Regions from separate parts of the Homo sapiens genome. Here region 1 is linked to region 2. Evidence: chromatin contacts called from ENCODE Hi-C data. All regions are on one chromosome and are shown on one strand. Each heading gives the region's core, a stretch centred on a gene start or an enhancer-like site at or near the end of the contact. The rest is flanking DNA. Distances are from core to core; before and after follow the strand shown. Region 1 holds the start of LINC02100 (long intergenic non-protein coding RNA 2100). Region 2 holds the start of DAP-DT (DAP divergent transcript).

Region 1 (4,709 bases), core at 1,229-3,728, 8.0 Mb before region 2:
AAAACTCCATTAATTACCTGACTTCCATAAACCCCTGCTTTAACTGGAGGACCACGATGATGTTTTGGGTACCCTGGAATCAACATCAGCTCAGAGCCAGTATCCAGTAGTCCTCAAAATATCTAATAATTTCCCTTTCCCCATTGCACAGCTACCCTAGTAAAAGGCCAGAGGTCTCCTTGGGGAAGGATGGGAAAAAGATTAAAAACATAAATTTTCAGTAGTGTAGTGGGGTCCTTCCTCAAGGGGACCTGGCTTCCCCTTCATTCAAAGGGTTCTGGGTTTATAAACTGGCTCAAGTCTGGAAATTGATTGAGGGGCTGTGATTCTCTGTTTTATAGTTCAAATTAGTCTTTTGTCCATTCAACCTAGAAGTTTTCTGCTTATATAAATTAAGAAGGAATGCAGTAGGCTTTCTATCATTTTCAATTCTAGGAGCATTTTAATTAATTAGCCAATGCCAAAGTTCTACATGAGTCAGACTATTCTGATAACTGCTTTACCTCTGCTGTCCACTGTGATAGCTACACCCATCTTGCCTTTGATGGTTGAGTGCTGCCACTTAGCCCCTGCCACCCTGGGATCCAATTATTCCCATTGTATTTAAGTTTTGTAGTTGAGTGACTGCAGCTCCCACTGTTAGATGTGACACACAGAGAAGAGCAATTACAGAGCTCTTCAAAGATGCAAGTGATGCCCTCACAAATCTGTTTCACAAGGCATTAGTCAAGGGTATATCTTCTGGACCCTCCCAGCTTGGATGAGTAGGTCTAAAGTGACTAATCCACTCCACCATCCCAATCTCTCTAAGCCTTTAGATCCCTGCCTCTACATTAAACCAAGAAAGATCAGGCATTTCCAGCTCGCTCACAGTGGGCCATCTGTTAATCCATATTTCAGCTAACAAAGCAAATAAACTATTAGAACCTTGTTTAACTCCCCAAGCTGCAACATTAAATGCAGAGTCCATACTTAGTAGGCCCAAATCAATAAATTCAGCCTGATCCACCTCTGATCCTTTCACCATTATCCCACACCCTTAATATTCATTCCCGTGCCTGTTCTCCAGATTTCTGTTTACAGAAATTAGAAAACTCAAGCAGTTCTTTTTGACTGTAGTGCACCTCCTCATCAGTCACACTCTCAACCTCACCTCCAGGGGCCCACCAGGACTTTAGTCTAATTATAGGTCTAGAAGCAAACAGGGGTGTGGGGATGCCTGCTGAGGAGAATCAACATTATCTTGCCTGGCAACTGCCTCAGGGGAGGCCAACACTGTGGCCTCAGGCAGCATAGGGTTTATCTCCTCAGACAAAGTTGGAAAGGCTGATGGCAGCATGGGTTTGGGAAGGAATGTTGACATTACTGGGGATGGAGAAGCTGTTTCTTCTGGCAAAAAAGTTTCAATGGAGTTTACAAGCACAGTGTCCCCAGCATCATCAGGGTCCTCTCACATGTCCCCATTCCAAGTTGTAGGGTCATGTTCTTTTCCAATTAATGCCCTCACTTTAACAGTAGACACCTGGTGAGGCTGTGCATGCACCTCTTGTTGCAGGTCAGCCACTCACATGATAAAAGCTTGTGTCTGCTTTTCCACAATTTCAGCTTTTTCGCTAAAGGAGATAAAACTCTCATTCAGGGCAATCATAGCAGATTTGAGGCTCAGTATCTGCTTCTGAAGCTGGGAGTTAGAATTTCTGAGTTCATCATTTTCTTTCATTACTTTGTCAGGTGAACTGAGGAGCAACCAACCAACTTCATTATGTTCCTTAATTATATATACATATAGTGAAAGGTATTATGTATAGAGTCACTAAACTCCTTGCCTCTCATGGGTGGTGAATCAGGAGTGTCAAATGCATTTATTTTGCATAACTCTCTAAGCAGTTCATGCCAAGGATTGTCAGTATTCTCCATACAATTAGAAATAGAGTCCTTAGCATTTTGGGGTCTAATTATATTAAGCAGCCAACTCCAGAAACCCCAAAACCAATGAAATAACTGCATTCTTACCATTTTGTTCCTCTAGAACCATTTCTGGTACCAAAATTTGTATGAGGATTCCCTAGAGAGACAGAACTAATAGTGAGGGACTAGGTGGCTAAGTTGGCTGGACTTCCTGGGTCAATAGGGACTTCCCTAAGGGGACTTTCCCCTAAGCCAAAATGAGTCACAGCTGCAAGCTAAGGGTTTGAAACTTCAACCAATCATATAGGGAGTTTAAGCTCTAGCTGCAGTCTGATGTTTTTAACCAGTTAGGCCCACCAACCCACAAGTGGATAGAAAATAAGCTAATTCAACAGGGCAGAAAAAGGAAAAGGGGAGGGGTCATAAGGGAACATAAGCATAAGACACTCAAGCTAGAAACAGCAACCCTTCTGGGTCCCCTTCCACTGCGTGGAAGCTTTACTTTCGCTTTCACTTTACTTTTGCTTTCACTTTAATAGATCGTGCGGCTGCACACGCTTTGGGTCCATGCATTTCTCTAATCGAGCTGTAACACTTGCTGCTGCGGTCCATGGCTCCATTCCTTGAAGCCCACGAGACCAGGAACCCTTGGATTGAGAAAAAACCTTCAATTGGGAGGATACTTCTTATCTCATTTCTAGGGGCCCATCCGGGATTTCTCCACAGCAGTGAGTAATATTGGACCCCTTTCACTTGCTATTCTGTTCTATCTTCTCGCTAACAACTGGAGGAAAACACTGGGCAACTGTGGGCCACTTAAAAGCGACAAGCATGGCTGCCAGATTTAAGACACGGGTGTGAGGCTTTCCAGGAAAGGGCTCTCTAACAACCCCCAGCCCTCTGGGCTGGAAGCATTGGTGTGCCTGGAGCCAGTTCCACCTTTCCTGGGAAAAGCTGAGGGCTGGCTAGAGGCGGAAAACTATTGTCCCGAACTCCTGGCACTGACCCAGTCGAGATCATGGCACAGCGAGAAGCCTCTACTCTGCAGACACCCATGCATGCATTCTCTGCCTTCTCTGACCATGCCTCCTGGGTCCTAATGTCCTCAGAGATGACTTTCTTAAGTCCCTATCCTCTAGAATTTTTCCTAACCCTGAGTCTAAGAATCTTTTGGCTAGGAGCCTAAGTCAAATGGGGAGGCAATCCGAAGACCCTTGCACATGGTGTGCCCAGACTTATTCTTATGCAAATTGGTATCAATATACTTATACGGGACTTGTCCCTCATAACCTGTATCCTGGGCACTATCTGGGACATCAAACGGCATGTCAGTGGCTGATAGAAGGCCTAGGACATTTTCCCTTTTGTTGCCCTAAACTTACTCCAGATTGTAGAGGCTACTTTAATTACCAGCTTTCCTGCCTGGGGTCAGCGATTAGAACTGTAGAACTTTGGGCTGGGCATGGTGGCTCATGCCTGTAATCCTGGCTAGCATGGTGAAACCTGTCTCTACTAAAAATACAAACAATTAGCTGGGCGTGGTAGCAGGCGCCTATAGTCCCAGCTTCTAGGGAGGCTGAGACAAGAGAATGACATGAACCCAGGAGGTGGAGCTTGCAGTGAGCTGAGATCTCACCACTGCACTCCAGCCTGGGCAACAGAGTGAAACTCCATCTCAAAAAAAAAAAGGACTGTAGAACTTCTCGACTTGAAGCAGTCAGACGTATGGGCTGACAACAATGTAATAGACAATAGGTCCCCTGATCCAAGTCCAAAGGTCAATGAATATTCTTTTGAGGGAAAATGGGGTCAGAATTCGGGTACAAAAAGCACTGTTCCAACCTTGGTCCTCCAATTTGCCACTGCCTACTCTAAAACTGTTGTGCTCCAGTGCCATTTTCAAGGAATTTATCTTGCTGGGACAACTCCAAGCCCAGAAATATGCTAATTGGTGCCTGGTCTCTGAACTCAAAATACACCCCTAACCTAAGACCCACTCGCAGATGCAAAGACAACTGTGGGCATGCTGGTAAGGAGCCACTAAAATCGAGCAGCCCTGGGCCCTTTTTTCTGTGGCTAAAAAGAGGCAGGAAATGAGTGTGAGCAAAACTGCTATGTTAGTAAGCACAATTAAATCTGATAAGCAGAGTTCCATGGGTGATTGGGCACCCTGGAAAGAAGAGGACACTAGAACCATAGGGGATGCCCTAGGGAGAGTGCTCACTAGGTGATGACTAGGGGTGCAGGCACTCCTATGTTCTCCTTTCAGATAGGAGACGTTCCCTCAAAAGCTAAGCCACTCCTAAGGTGTAGTCTGGATAATTGGGACCAATTAGACCCTCAAATGCTGAAGAAGAAGCGACTTATATTTTTCTGCAGCACCACCCGGCCACAATATCCTCTTCCTGGAGGAGAGACATGGCCACCCAAGGGAAGTATAAACTATAATACCATCCTACAGCTAGATCTCTTTTGTAAAAGAGAGGGCAAATGGAGTGAAGTGCCATATGTACAGGTTTTTTCTCACTAACGGAAAACCCACAATTATGTAAAAAATGTAATATATATATCCTACCGGGGATCCTCAAAGCCTACCCCCATACCCAGGGCTCCCCACGGCTCCCCCTCTGACTAGTAAGGACTCTCCTTTGGCCCTAACGGCCCAAAAGGAACCAGACCCAAAGATAGTCAAGTAACCAAAAGGCGCCAATGGCCCTCGATTGTGCCCCCTCCAAGCCATGGGAGGAGGAGGAGACTTTGGCCTGGTGTGAGTACATGTCCCCTTTTCCCTCTCAGACTTA
Region 2 (4,198 bases), core at 1,214-3,713:
GGAAGTTACTCATGAAATTAATCAGTTAGGTATCCTTAAACCTTTAAGAACGTGAGTGATGTGCTATCTCTTTAAAGAGTAACCCAGTATTAATTTCAGGATTCTCTTCTAAACTGCTGGCACCCACTTGGAAGTTTGGATGTGAATGCAAGACAATGGCAAGCATATCATGACTGCAGCCTGGCCAACAATTATCCTATTACCGGTGTTGAAATGTGTGTATGGAGTGGGGAATGCAAGACCAATGTATGCTATGTGCATCTCCATGTGTGCCCTGATGCACAGAGTTGCGCAGCACTGAGTTAGACAACAAATAGAGAAGCCAAGGTGGCGGTGGTGAGTTTGGAGTTCAGTGGAGGGGCAGAAAGAGAGAAATTAAGTTGCAGATGTGGCACCCATAAGCGTCTGCAGGTGGTGGTGGTGGTGAGTCTGGAGTTCAGGGGAGGAGCAGAAATAGAGAAATGAGGTTGCAGATTTGGCACCTGTAAGCATCTGCATGATAGTCGTCCACAGGCTGCATGTGACTATCTATGGGAAGTCTAGATAGAGAAGAAGGCCAATGCTGAGCCTTGCGATACTCAAATGTTTATAAATCTAGAAGAGGGCGAACTGCCAAGCTGACAGAGTGAGCAGCCAGGGTGGCCAGAGAACTGGAGGGTAAGGCAGTGATGTGGCACCTCCGGAGCAAAGGAGGAGGGGGACGGCCAGCTGCATCAAGTGCTGCTAAGAGCTCAAATAGAATGAAAGTAGAAAATGACCATTGGATCTGGCAGCACATAGGTTATAAGTGACTTCCACAAAAGGACCTCCCATGGTTGAGGGCAGTGCAGCAGAACTTGATGAAAACCAGACAAACTGGACTGGAGGGAGTGACAAGAGATGAGGAGCTCAGCCTCCCTGAACAGTTTTGTTGTCAAAGGGAAAAGTACAGCCAAGCGAGGGGTGGTGTTTCCTTCGCTAAAGAGATTAGGCCTGTCTGAATGCGAATCCAGCAAGGCATTGCGGAAGTTAACAGCAGTTGCAAAACACTGGGGCAGGCGGGAAGAACACGATCCAAGGCACGAGAGCCAGGGGTCAGCCACGGCAACAGGAAGATGATGGTGAAAACCAAAAGTTTCTGAGAGTGGTCTCAATTTAGGAAGTTTATTTTGCCAAGGTTAAGGACGTGCATTGACACAACCTCAGGAGGTTCTGATGACATGTGCCCAGGGTGGCCAGGAAACATCTTGGTTTTATACATTTGAGGGAGACATGAGACATCAATCAATACGTAAGATGTAGGTTGGCTCTTTAGGAGGTAAAATGTGAAGTGGAGGCGTCCGGGTCATAGGTACATTTAAAGGTTTTCTGATTGGCAACTGGTTGAGAGTTATCATCTAAAGACCTGGACTCAGTAGAAGGGAATGTCCGGGTTGCATGAAGGAGTTGTGGAGACCAAGGTGTTATCATGCAGATGAAGCCGGGAATACACTGCAAATGTTTCTTATCAGAGTCCTCTATTAGTCTTAGGGTCTCCGTGCGGATGTTTGTGAGGCCATGTTTGACTTCCGCTTCCCATCAAGGCCTGAACTAGTTTTTCAAGATAACTTAGAAGGCCACAGGCGGAGGGGAGGGTCCATCCGTTGGCTGCAGGGCTTAGAATTTTATTTTTGGTTCATAACGAGGAGGGCAGGGACAGAAGCCACCGTCTCTGCTCCCCAGCGCTGGCCCTCACTCGGAAAGCAGGCTCTCCCCTCGCATCGTCTTTTAACAAATTCCTGCTCTCTCGGCCCCCGTCGCTGCCATCTGGGCTCTCCTTTCCGCGCTTCATTAGGCGCTGCCGCGGCAGGGGCTGAGGGCCTCAGGGGACGGTCGCCTCCCTGCCGGGACGCCCCGGCCCTGGCCCGCACTGTGGGGCGCAGTCACCCAGCCGTCGCCGCGTAGCCAGGAGCCCGGCTGAGCGCGTTCGCTGCAGGAGCCATCCTCAGCTGGGCCCTACTTAACTTTCCGCAACTCCAGTCCCCGCAGCCAGTCGGGGACCCCGCCTCCCTCTCCTTCCTTCTCCCTCTCACTTCTTCACCCCTTCTCTCCCCTCCCTCCTCCGCCCCCGCCCCCGCCCCCGCCCCCGCCCCCGGCCACAGCATCCGACGTGGCGCGGCCGGCTGCGCACGCACCGTATGCTTGGCTCGCGGCCCAGCAGGGCGGGCGGGCCGCGGTGACGTCAGTGCGCATGCCGTCGGTGGGCTCGGCTGCGCCACGTCGGCGCGCGGCGGCCGCGCCCCCTTAACGGCAGTGGCACTCACCCGGCTCGCGCGGCCCCGGCGCCCCACGCGCGCGCGTCGTTCTCCCGCCCGCTCGCTCCCCGGCGCTCACACCTGAGCTCACTCGCGCACGCCCGCCCGGCCCGAGAACCGCGCCGCCGCCTCGGCCCCGCGGAAGCCCCGCCGCGTCATGTCTTCGCCTCCCGAAGGGAAACTAGAGACTAAAGCTGGACACCCGCCCGCCGGTACTGACTCTTTTCCTCTCTCTCCACGCGCGGGTGCCGGGGGCGGGCTCGAACCCGGGGGCGCCGGGCGGGGGCTCCGCGGGGAGGGCCCCGGCGAGCGCTGAGACGGGTTCCGGGCCTTGATGCCCGCCCGAGGGGCGCGGGCCGCGGAGAGGTCGGGCGCCCAGGCCCGGGAGGAGCCCGCCGGAGCTTCGGCCCCGCTTGCCGGCGGCGGCGAAGCGTTTCTTCCTGAGGACCGCGGGCGGCCGCGTACCTGTGCGATTGCGCGCAGGCTCCGGTGCCTTGGGCGAACCCAGTTGCACAACTTATAACAAAGTTTTGGCGGATAATATTTACTTAGAGGATACAGATGTCTAGAAAGAAAGTAGCAGAAGCAATGAAAAGTCAGTGGTGTTAATATCATGGTGATGATTAATTAGAGGCTGCCAGCGTTTCATACCGACTCAAGAACCAAGGAGCGGAAATAATTTTTATCATTAATCACTCAATATGACTTTCACCGCCAGTTTCTTCCACATCCAGATTTTTTTTTTCCCCCAAAGTTGCTTTTTCTGATTTTGAGCAAATCCTAAACTTCTGAGCCAAGGAAGTTAAAGCCAGGAAAGAGCGGTCTTTCTTAGAACATAGGGATCTAAGCAGCCTTCATGCTTCTGCCACCTCCTCCTCTCTCTGGGCACAGTTCCTGTTTGCACTTTGGATTCTGTCCAGACGGGTCTGTTTCCGTTTCTACTCTCCTTTCCAGTGGCAGTCGGCCCATATGGAGGGACACTGGTGAGAAGATCAAAGGCCTTGGGTCTCAGAAGCCAAGTCACTTCAATGTATGGATGCGTGAGGTTCTTTTAGGTCTTAATAGCACGCCTTAGTGTCATAAACTCAGTCTTGTAGGAACAGAAGTCTTTGAGAAACATGGCTTCTTTTGGTGGCACATTTGCGCCATTTTCTTGACAATAAAGATTCCTGGCCAGGCGCGGTGGCTCATGCCTGTAACCCCAGCAGTTTGGGAGGCCAAGGAGGGTGGATCACTTGAGGTCAGGAGTTCAAGACTAGCCTGGATAACATGGTGAAACCCCATCTCTACTAAAAGTAGAAAAATTAGCTGGGCATGGTGGCGGGCGCCTGTAATCCCAGCTATTCAGGAGGCCGAGGCAGGAGAATGGCTTGAACCCGGGAGGCAGAAGTTGTAGTGAGCCAAGATTGAGCCAAAGCACTCCAGCCTTGGCGACAAAGCGAGCGAGACTCCATCTCAAAAAAAAAAAAAAAAAAAAAAAAGATTCCCATTATCCTTCTCTGCTGTCCTCCGCTATAGGGCGGGAATTCTCTGCACCAGCACAATGAATAGGAGCCGTTCTTTAAATATGTTGCAGTCCAGAGTAGGCAATATTTTTCAGTGGTGACGGAGGCTCTCTACAACAAAACTAACTGGCACTGGGAAAGAAAAATGTCTAACTGATGCCAGAGAACTTAAGAGGCATGGGGTTTTAGAAAATCATTCCACTGTGATGGAAAATGGTTTTGGGGGAATTTGTGTTGCATTGGTTTTAAGAAAAAAAGTACTTCAAAGGGAGTTTTTTTTTTGATGGGATTTCTTTTAAGGATAACTGACTTCCATTCCACCACAGCGGGTCCCTGTCCACTGTGGGGAGGAGCGCCTTGATTTCCACCCCGGGCAGGGCTGCCTCCAGGAACTGCAGCAGCCACCTGCTCTGGCCCTCC

What was found. Hi-C counts contacts between places; a loop is a spot of excess contacts on that map. Pooled maps may share reads with other maps.
Region 1: a map of CD8-positive, alpha-beta T cell shows a loop between it and region 2 (9-fold over the local background). The contact joins the promoter of LINC02100 here to the promoter of DAP-DT in region 2. A Hi-C loop is called at or near these places in 1 of 168 maps with a recorded cell type or tissue (CD8-positive, alpha-beta T cell), 2 of 37 single-sample maps with no recorded cell type and 8 of 50 pooled maps.

What each region holds. Positions count from the first base shown.
Region 1 is chr5:18,743,925-18,748,633 of GRCh38, reverse strand. It overlaps LINC02100 (long intergenic non-protein coding RNA 2100), which reads left to right and starts at 2,478. Exons shown (of 2, transcript XR_007059121.1): 1 at 2,478-2,636. RefSeq lists enhancers at 2,047-2,326, 2,337-2,696, 3,157-3,356, 3,547-3,676.
Region 2 is chr5:10,759,301-10,763,498 of GRCh38, reverse strand. It overlaps DAP-DT (DAP divergent transcript), which reads right to left and starts at 2,463. Exons shown (of 3, transcript NR_187555.1): 1 at 2,283-2,463. It overlaps DAP (death associated protein), which reads left to right and starts at 2,265. Exons shown (of 4, transcript NM_004394.3): 1 at 2,265-2,485. The coding sequence starts at 2,431. RefSeq lists silencers at 1,730-2,199, 2,280-2,709 and an enhancer at 1,362-2,207.